Linked DNA regions of Homo sapiens: region 2 is linked to region 1. Evidence: chromatin loops called from intact Hi-C (ENCODE). Cell type or tissue: PC-3. All regions are shown on one strand.

Region 1 (5,000 bases):
ACTGAGTATTTTTATGATTTCATTATATATCCACTCTGGGCTCATGTTAAAAAAAGGCTTAATGGTCATCCTAGGATCCCTAATGCATGGATCTTTAATTAACTTCAGTCTATCTTGAAATAATACTGTACTATTTCATGTATAGTTTGATGATGTTGCAACAGTATACTCAATTCTTCCTGCTTATCCTTTGTTTTATTGATGTCATATATTTTAGTCTTATACATGCAATAAACGTATAATACGCTGATACTGCTTTGCCCTAGACTATTGGTTATCTCTTAGAATGGTTAAAATAAGACAAAAAAAGGCTGAGGTGGGAGGAATGCTTGAGCCCAGGAGTTTAAGGCTGCAGTGAACTGTGATTGTGCCACTGCACTCCAGCCTAGGTGACAGATTGAGACCCCATCTCTAAAAATAATTTTTAAAAACCCCTCCTCAAAACCAAAAATTTAAAAAGATAAAAAGATTATATTTACCTCATTTATGCCACATGAACATATACCACTTATGAATTATCTCAACTTTTCTTTGAAAAATGCGTGACATTTATGTTTAAAAATATTTTAATTATTTTTATTTATTACCTTCATTTATTCAATTTGAAGCATTCTTCATTTTAACATTTCTTATACTGTATATATGCTGCTAAAGAATTATGTCAGCTTTTGCTTGAAAAATTTTCTCAATTATTTGAAAAATATTTTAGCTAGGTATAGAATGTTGGTTGACAGTCATTTTCTTTCAGCACTTTAAGATTGCCATTTCACTATCTTATGGCTTGCTATAATACTTTCATTTATTTTTCTGCATGTAATATGTGTTTCTTTCACTTGGAGCTTTGAAGATTTTGTCTTTATCTTTGGACTTCAGTAGAGTGTGTCTAGGAGTGTTTGTGCATGGACATGCATGCATGTGTATGTTTTGGTATTTGTTTTTCTTGTGTTTTCTAAGCTTATTAGGTCTGTGGGTTTAATGCTTTCATTACTTTTGAAAAAGTTTTGGTGATCATGTCTTCAAATATTTATTCTACCCCATTCTCTCTTGTTCCTCCTTCTGGTATTCAGTTGTACAAATATTAGATTGGTATTATCCCACAGCTCTCAGATATTTTTCTTTGTTTCATCACTTTTTTTTCTTCTTCGTAGTTCAGCTTGGGTAGTACCTACTAACATATCTTCAAGTTTACTAATATTTTCTTTGACAGCATCAAGTCTACGAAAGCCTTTTTTATTTTTGTTACCGTGTTTTTCGTGTCTAGCATTTTGATTTGATTGCATTTTAAAATAGTTTCAGTCCCTCTGCTCATCACTTCATGTACATTCCCCCCTTTTCATTATGGCTTTTAACATATTAATCACAGTTATTTTAAAATTCCTTGTCTGATAGTTCCAATATCTGAGTCATATTTGAGTTTGGCTGTCTTGGTTGTTTTGTCTCTAGACAGGATGTTTTTCTTTGTTTCTTTTTTGTTTGTCTTGTAATTTATGACTGAAAATAGAACATTATATGTAGGGAAAGTATGCGATATTTTTTGCCTGGAAGTGAGCAAATCTTTTCTAATGCAGGATGTTTAGTGTGAGGGGGTTGAGTCAGTTTAGTCAGCATTTGAGTTGGGTTTTTGTTTTGTTGTTATCGTTCATCTCAGTGCAATACAGGCTTCAAAATGCTCTATTACTACATTGTGTTTAGGGTAGGGGCTTGTTTGTTACACAGTTTTGTCAATATTGGCTCCATCTTTAACATCGTCTCCTCTTTTTGCCTATGCATCAGAGAGTGTCTCTCCTTTCAGGCTTTTGCCCCTTCCCAGGAAAAGCCTGTTATTATGCATTACTTATTGTTTGCTAGTGTGATGTGGTTGAGTTGGAGGTTGTGTTTCCTGCTGTTGTAGAGTGCTCTCGGTCTTAGGCAATTGCTGTGTTCCTATGTCTTGAGGTTAGGACGTTCTCAGTAATCCTGCCTCTCTCCCCGGAGACAGGGGAATCTGCAGTGGTCTGACCCCAGGAGTTTTTCCTGCCCCTTCCCCAGGGATAGAAGTGTTTACTCTGTTCTGCTTACTCACCTTAACGTGTCTTTACCTGTGGTCTGAAAGCAACAGGATTTGCTGTTGTATTAGTGCATTCTCATGATGCTATCAAGAGCTGCCTGAGACTGGGTAATTTAAAAAGAAAAGAGGTTTAATTGACTCATAGTTCCACAGGGCTGGAGAGGCCTCAGGAAACTTAAAGTCATGGTGGAAGGGGAAGCAAATGTATCCTTCACATGACAGCAGCAAGAAGAATGAGAGCTGAGTAAAGGGGGAAGTCCCTTGTAAAACCATCAGAGCTCATGAGAACTTACACATTATTATGAGAATAGCATGGGGGAAACCACCCCCATGATTCAGTTACCTCCCTTTGGGTCCCTCCCACCACATGTGGGGATTATGGGAACTGCAATTCAAGATGAGATTTGGGTGGGGACACAGCCAAAACTTATCAGCTACCCTTCCCCAAGTGGCCTAAGGCTTTTGTTTCATAGTGGAAATTCAAGAGCAGAATCTTGGTGGGGCTTCTTATTTTGCCTGTAGTAGCCATTGTTCCCCTTCCTCATGACTGTATCACGACAGCAGCTTTCTCTGCCCCTGCTCTCCACCCGTCTTTCTTGTGAGTGCCTGGTGAGCTCTGTGAAGAACTTCTAAGTGGGCTTGAATTTCCATTTGGTTTGTGACTCCCATGGGTTCTGTACTTCTGTGCTAGTCCACTGGGCCTTTACAAATAACTGGAAAATATTCATTTAATTCTTACCAGCTTGTATGAATCTAGTATCTGCCCCTTGCCAGCAAGTGCTTGTGTTCTTTCTCTCCTTGAGATAAGTTGCCTCTTTTTAACTTTTGGACTAGTTGGTTGCTGAGTTTAAGAAAATATGTGATTTGACCACTTATATAAATTTTGTTGTTGTTTAAAGAGTGGGAGCATTATTTCCAACTGTCTACATCTTAAGTGGAAGCTGGAACATAGAGTTTATATGCTTAACACTACACTGTGAAATTGAATTGGACATTCTTATTAAACTGGGTAGCATGTTTGGGCTGAGGGATAATTGTGTAAAGAACATATTGGTCTTCCATTAAAGAGTTCTGTGATGTGTAAGATATATGTAACCAATCCTATAAAAAAAGTTTGTGAGAAGTTATAGTTATGTACGTGATAACTTTTGTGATGATTTTGCCAGAGGTGATCAGATAAAGTTCTTGTCAGGATGAGTCAGAATTTAATAAGTGAATGAAAGGAGAAAGGCATTCCACCTGGAGGAAATGTCGTGAATGCTGACATGTGAACAAGCCTGACATTTTCAGGGATGGATCATGAGGCTAGAGCTAAGGCTGTGATTGGGAAGGTCTTTGGTTTTTGTGTTAAGAATTTAGCCTTCATCCTGTGTATTAGTCCATTTTCACACTGCTATAAAGACATACCGGAGACTGGGTAATTTATAAAGAAAAAAGCTTTAATTGATTCATAGTTCTGCATGGCTGGGGAGGCCTGAAGAAACTTACAATTATGGCAGAAGGTGAAGGAGAAGCAAGGCACATCTTACATGGCAACAGGAGAGACAGAGAGACAGAGAGAGAGAGCGCACAAGCGAGAGTGAGCAAAAGGGAAGCGTCACTTTTAAACCCTCAGATCTCATGAGTACTCCCTCATTATCATGAGAACAGCATGGGGGAAACTGCCTGCATGATCCAATCACCTCCCACCTTGTCCCTCCCTCCACACATGGGGATTACAATTCAAGATGAGGTTTGAGTGGGGACACAGAGGGAAACCGTATAATCCTGTAAACAGTTGGGAATCTTAGAAAGATCTTAATCAAGGGTAGCACCCACAGAACTCTGATATAGAAGGATAACTTTAGCATCAGTTTGGAGGCTAAATTGGAGGGGAGAATATTGGAGAACTATTATAGTAGCTTGTAAGAAGGAACCTAAGAGAATATGAACATATAAAGAGAAATAATTGTCATTATTTTGTCATTGTTCCACCAAAAAGACGTGCCATGAAGAGTCTGTGACATGGTTCTGGCATGCAATGGGATACCACCTCATTACTGTGGAGGCAGAAGACGAGGTTCCCCTCTTGGCATCTTTGACCCTTGAAGAGGTGCTCTTCATTAATGCTGAGTTAAGATGGGAGTTCCATCTCCTCATGTGGTTTCCACTGACCCTGCGGTGTGGGTGGCCTCATTACCACTGGGTTGTGGTGAAAGTCTTGGGTCTCTACTAGACCTCCCTTGACATCACCTAAATGGGGAGGGGGAGGTGTGCCTCATGACTTCCAGGCAGGGGTGGTAGATGAGGCTTCCCAGATGGTCTCCAGTGAACACTGTGTGGGTGGGGGATACTCACCTCTGGCATCAGGGATAGAAGTTCCAGTTCCTAGCTTGGCCTTGTCTGGCATGCCTTGTGAGAGTATTGGGTTGCCTCATTACAGATTGGTGAGGATGGAAGTCTAGGTTCCCTATGTGGCCTTGTCATGGGTGAAGATGAGGACACAATTTTTTTCTGTGCTGTTTGGCTGGAGTAGAGCAGGTCCTATCTAAACATTTTCTGGCTTACTAGGCTGCCCTTTTCCTAGTCCTTTGGGAAGAAAGAGCAAGCCTTTATTGAGACTTTTGTTTTGGTCGGTGTACATTGACATTTTTGTGTTGCCAGCTTCTTCAGCTTCAGGTCTGGGATATATGAGGTAAAAGAGCCCAGGGAACTCACGACTGTGTTGTTCCTTGAGTCCCAAGGTTCCTATCCATTCTGCCTTCTTCTCTGTACTTCTCAGTCTTCTGATCTCTGTTTTATAGACAATGTCTAGGGTTTAGGGTGGTACTTAGAGGGAAGAAGAGGGAAAAGTATGCTCCCTTTAGCTTCCTGGAAGTTTTCACATTAGTCCTTAAACAGCATTATGACTTTGAATTCCACCCACTTCTTTCCATTTCACAGGCAAAATAAGAGCAGTAGAAAATGATAAAGA
Region 2 (5,000 bases), 110 kb before region 1:
TTTATTCTTCCTCACCCCAGCCCTCTCATGGCTCTGTTGCTCCCTTTGCTAATTTTGTTCCAGGGCTGACTCTCCTCCGTGGTGACCTGCCTGCTGCTCCAGACTTGTATCCCCAGCTTGGCCTTCCCAGTGGAAAAAGAGTTTCCCTTTCACAATAGTTCCAGTAAAAAGTCTCAGGATTGACTCTCATTTGGCTGATGTGGGGACCAAGAGGCTTTAGAACCGATGGGGGGTGGTGACATCCCTTTCTGAACCATGTGGACTGAAGTTCAGGTACATCAGAGTGCTGGAGAAGGGGAATTGAGGACTGCATTCAGAAGAAAGGGGATTAGATACCGGGCCGGCAAGAAAACTAAGGCACCATTACTGTTCCCATTGGCCAGGCTTGGTTGGTAGTGGCTGTAACAAACAACCCCCACATCTCAGTAAAATACAGAATAAACGGTTTTTTTTTTTCCTTCCCTTTGCCACGGTCCAGTGCAGGTGGGGCCGCCTTCCACAAGCCTTCCTCAGTGTGGTGACTCAGGTGTGGTCCTGCTGTACTGGAGTCCTTCACTTCCAGGGCATCAATAGGAGGAAAAGAGTATAAAACAGGCCGTTATAGCGACACTCATGTGGTGTAGAGAATTCCTGCACACTTCCCATTAACTGGAACCCAGTTCCTGTTCTTGATCTTACCAGAAGAGATACTGGGAAACTTCGTGTTCTTATGTGCCCAGAAAGAAAGTGAATGTGGTTTGGGGAGCACACAGCATTGTTATGGCCATAGCCAGGCTGTTTGGATACATAATTGGATGACAAGCAGCTGGTACTAAACCAATATAAAGTTAACGCTGGGTATTTATGACTTGTACGTTTATGCTTTCCTCTGAAATGCCTTTCATTCCTTCTTTGATTTTAGATATTGTCCTGAAATTCTGCTTTTATGTGAAGCCTTCCAATATGGCACTGTATAAGAGCTTAGACTTTGGAACCAAATGGCATAAGTTAAGTTTCAGCTTCCCCATTTTCTAGGGGGTGACCTGGAGCAAATTAACCTCATCAAGCCTTTGTTTCCTCCTCTCATATACTGTGCAAAAAGAATCATTAATAATAATCCAGATTTAAAAAGCATTCAAATCACTTGGGTGCTTGTGACGTTTTCTTTTTTTAGCTGTAATTTTACTTAGCAACTCAGTGAAGCTCAGCAAATCAGTGGTACATCTGGGCGTGGGCTGCACTGTAGGCTCCCATTTTCCATCCACTAGAATCTTATGATTTCAGAGCCAAAGGGAAGTTCAGTGGTCACCATTCCAACCTCCCCATTTTACAGAAGAGGAAACTGAGGCTCAGGCAACTTGATTGTGCACATGGTGGCAGAGCTGGAGGTAGGTCCCATGTCCCCCGATTCTGCATCTTCTGATTCCGCATCTGAGAGCCTGTGGCTCCTCTCTCAGCGGTGGCCTTTTTCTTTTGCAAATCTTGTTACCTCAACACATCAAAACCTGGCAGTCTAAGGAGAAGGCTCCTCAGTTCTACCCCACAGCTCAGGAAAAAAAGGCCTGGCTGGCATGGTGGCTCATGCCTGTAATCCCAGCACTTTGGGAGGCCAAGGCGGGCAGATTACCTGAGGTCAGGAGTTCGAGACCAGCCTGACCAACATGGTAAAACCCCATCTCTACTAAAAATACAAAAAATTAGCCGGGCATTGTGGCAGGTGCCTGTAATCCCAGCTACTCAGGAGGCCATGGAAGGAGAATCGCTTGAGCCCGGGAGGCTGAGGTTGCAGTGAGCAGAGATTGCGCCATTGCACTCCGGCCTGGGCAACAAGAACGAAACTCTGTCTCGAAATTAAAAAAAAAAAAAAAAGCCTGTTCATTAGGTTCTCGGTTCTCTCTCCGTACCCACCCCCTGCCCCCCAAATCAAGTGTAGACATCTTTTTTGTGTTCTAGACATAAGACCGTCCTATCTGCAGCAACTGTGGTTTAAAACTTTTTGGTTTTACAGAGATGGCTGCTGCAGCTCAATGAGAGGTGATAAAGACATAGGTAATTGCTGTAGAATAATCCTGCTGCCAAGAAGATGATTGAACTCCCACACAGAAGGTGAACAGATGGTATATTTATTGAAATTCATAGGCTGTGAGATGGAATAATTTAACTGATGGCTGGGCACCCTCATTTCAGATTGAGGGAGGTTCTCAGAAGAACAAGTGTGCCGCTAGGTGGCGTGATTATCTAGGGCCCAGTGTGGTCTTCTCAGAGAGGGAGGCTGGATTCTGTGCACACTCAAGAATCACTTCATTTCCTAATTGGGATGACAAATCTTCCCTGTGGCTAAGTAGGAAACCATCATGTTTTTAAAACTTAAAATCGCTTTAATTATAAAATAAATATTTACCACTAAGGACTTTTGCATGGAAAAAATGCAATCAAATGACAGGATATCAAATTACCAAAGAGATGGGGTCATGGCTTGTTGGGGGGCAGTTTCTGGACCAGGAGTAGCTGTGGGCTCCAACACTGTCTCAAAGCATTGGCCCATCTGGGCCCAATGACATTTGCTCCCTGCCAGCTGCCTCACTCCTCAGCTCTGCCCACTGCTTGCAGTGCAGAACGGCAGAAACAACGGGGGCTCTAGAAACCTCATTTTTGGAAGTTGGTATCGTTAATGGCATTATATCAGAGGAAGAATAAAGGAATCCATTGTGAACTAATGTGAAGGAATGGAGGTAATGATTAGATCGCACAGGTAGGTTGATAACAACTTAACCTCTGATGGTTTCCCATCCTTATCTCTTTTGTTTAGTTAAATTTTTTTTAAAAAAATCAAAGTTCTTCCTCTAATGCTGAATCCCTCTGGCTTCCAAATCTAGAGCACCAAGAAACTTTGCCAGTGACTTTGGGATGCCCACACCTTGCTGATTTTGTGTGGGTACCACTTCCTGCTTATGTTTGATTTCATAAATGTGTCCACTTTTCAGCTCAGCAAATATTCATTGAATCTTTTTCTTGTTCAAGCTGTTCCTTTTTGTGTCTGAGTTTTCTCATCTGCAAAATGAATATAAATACTTGTCTCAAAGGGTTGTTGTGAGGATTAAATGAGTACTTTTATGTAAAATGCTTAAAACAGGGCCTGGCAAATAGAAAGTACTCAGTGAATATTAGCTGTATTTTACTATTACTGCTACCCCCACCACTAGCTACTATTGTATTACTACTACCACACCACTGATGCTGCTGCTGTTACTATGTATTTCTACTATATTGTTACTACTACTGCTACTGTTACTCTTGCATTACTACCACTGTTACTCCTACTATTCTGAATTAATTGGATTTTTGAGTCTTTATTACCCTGAATTGTAAAAAAAAATTAATCTTGTCAATTTAAGGTACATTTATTCTGCATTTTTAGGTAAATATTAGTTATTTAGGAATTTTTTTCTATGATCACTTCTCCTCAGAGGATGAGCTAACCTCTTAGGGTTTTATCTCCAGCCTGGCAGTGCGCGTGGGGACAGTGTGGTTCATGATTGCCCTCTGTTTGCGCTGGGCTACCTTGTCATTACTGTAGTTTGTTCTTTGGTCTTTGCCCTTACACCTCTCTGAGATCTCAACTGGTCGCTTTGGAGCCATTTTTTTTTTTTTGGAACTTGGTGGGCGTGGGGGATGGGATGGGTAGAAACCGGTCAGAATTTTCCAGATCTTCTCTGGCCCTGTGCTTTGTGAGGCTCAGCTAAGGCTTATTCTTGCTTATATGGGCAAGAACCCCCATACGTCACTCACACACTGCTGTGGGGACCAAGCTGGACTAGAGGTCTTCCTGCAAGGTGTACAGGTCCCCTGGGCTATACCTGGGAAGTAATGTACAAACCCCTTTGTCCTGGAGTCCCCACACTGAAGTGAGGTTTTATCACATAATTGCCTACTTCATTTCCACATACCTACTCATAGTGGAAAGGGTTTTGGGAAGAGGATAGAGTGTCCTTGAGAAATGCTTCTAAAGTCATAGCACAGAGAGGACTAGTTGAAGGCTCAAGTATATTGTCAACCATGAAGTTGTGCCTTAACAGTTGCTCTGGAACAAAATCCTTGGGTATGGCCAGTTACCCATTCAGACTGAAAATGGGTGGTGGTGGTAAGGCCAGAATGAGTTAATGAAAATTCTGGGTTATAGACTACAGAAAGAAATAGAGGTTTTTGGACTGAATACATGCCCATTCAACATAGGCCAGTAAAATATGCCAAATAGGGACCTTGTCACACTTTAAAAAATGAATATATAATAGTGTTTTCACTTATATATGTTGTGCTTGAAAATATTTTGCTTTATGCACTTTAGATGCTCATCTTATAATTTTGCATTATTTATAAAGAAATATGTAAACTCTAGCCCCCTCCTCCCATATCAAAAACTCAAAAAGAAATGGTTAATAAAGTTTCCTTTTATGTATTACTTGGGACCAGAATTAGTTGCTTGTTAGAACTGAGATTTATCCTATTAAATTGAGATGATCTAAGACAGAGGTCAACAAACTATGGCCTCTGGGCTTTGTTCCACTGTCTGCTTTGTATGAGCAAAGAATAGTTCTTACAGTTTCAAGTGGTGGGAAAAAAAAGAATATTTCATGTGAACATTATGTGGAATTCAAGTTTCAATGTCTATAAATAAAGTTTTATTGGAACACAACCATGCTTACTTGTTTACGTATTGTCTATGGCTACTTTCACACTACATTGGCAGAGATGAGGAGTAGCAACAGAGACCATATGGCCTACACCGAAAATACTTACTGTTTGACCCTTTCCAGAAAAATTTGCTGACCCCTGGTCTAGAACGTGGAAGCAGCATGAAATGAAGAGGAATTTAAGGAGACAGCATTGTTTTTAGAATTTTCTTTACGTTGTCTACAGGTAAGAGCAAAGCGGCCTCACAGTGGAGGTGTTGATCTTGTGGAAAGCGGGTGGAAAAAGTTGTGCTTCCATCAACCAGTGCATGGTGCTGTGTCAGCTCCACC

Evidence for each region. Hi-C counts contacts between places; a loop is a spot of excess contacts. Peaks named below come from ENCODE experiments on the same cell type or tissue, not always from the same donor. Only the 100,000 strongest peaks of a DNase experiment are listed, where the experiment ranks them.
Region 2: it touches region 1 in a loop (5-fold over the local background); 1 of 110 quality-filtered maps calls a loop at or near these places.

The regions. Positions count from the first base shown.
Region 1 is chr14:62,000,650-62,005,649 of GRCh38, forward strand. The region is part of intron 3 of SYT16 (synaptotagmin 16); the gene reads left to right. Among named protein-coding and RNA genes, the nearest start is that of LINC00644, 140 kb to the right of the region's middle. In PC-3, no CTCF peak of the experiment used is centred here; DNase peaks (open chromatin) are centred at 1,522, 2,172 and 3,262; H3K4me3 peaks cover 2,055 bases; H3K27ac peaks cover 4,492 bases.
Region 2 is chr14:61,892,460-61,897,459 of GRCh38, forward strand. All of the region lies in intron 1 of SYT16 (synaptotagmin 16), which reads left to right. Among named protein-coding and RNA genes, the nearest start is that of SYT16, 82 kb to the left of the region's middle. In PC-3, CTCF peaks have their summits at 2,197 (motif pointing right) and 2,402; a DNase peak (open chromatin) is centred at 2,222; H3K27ac peaks cover 61 bases.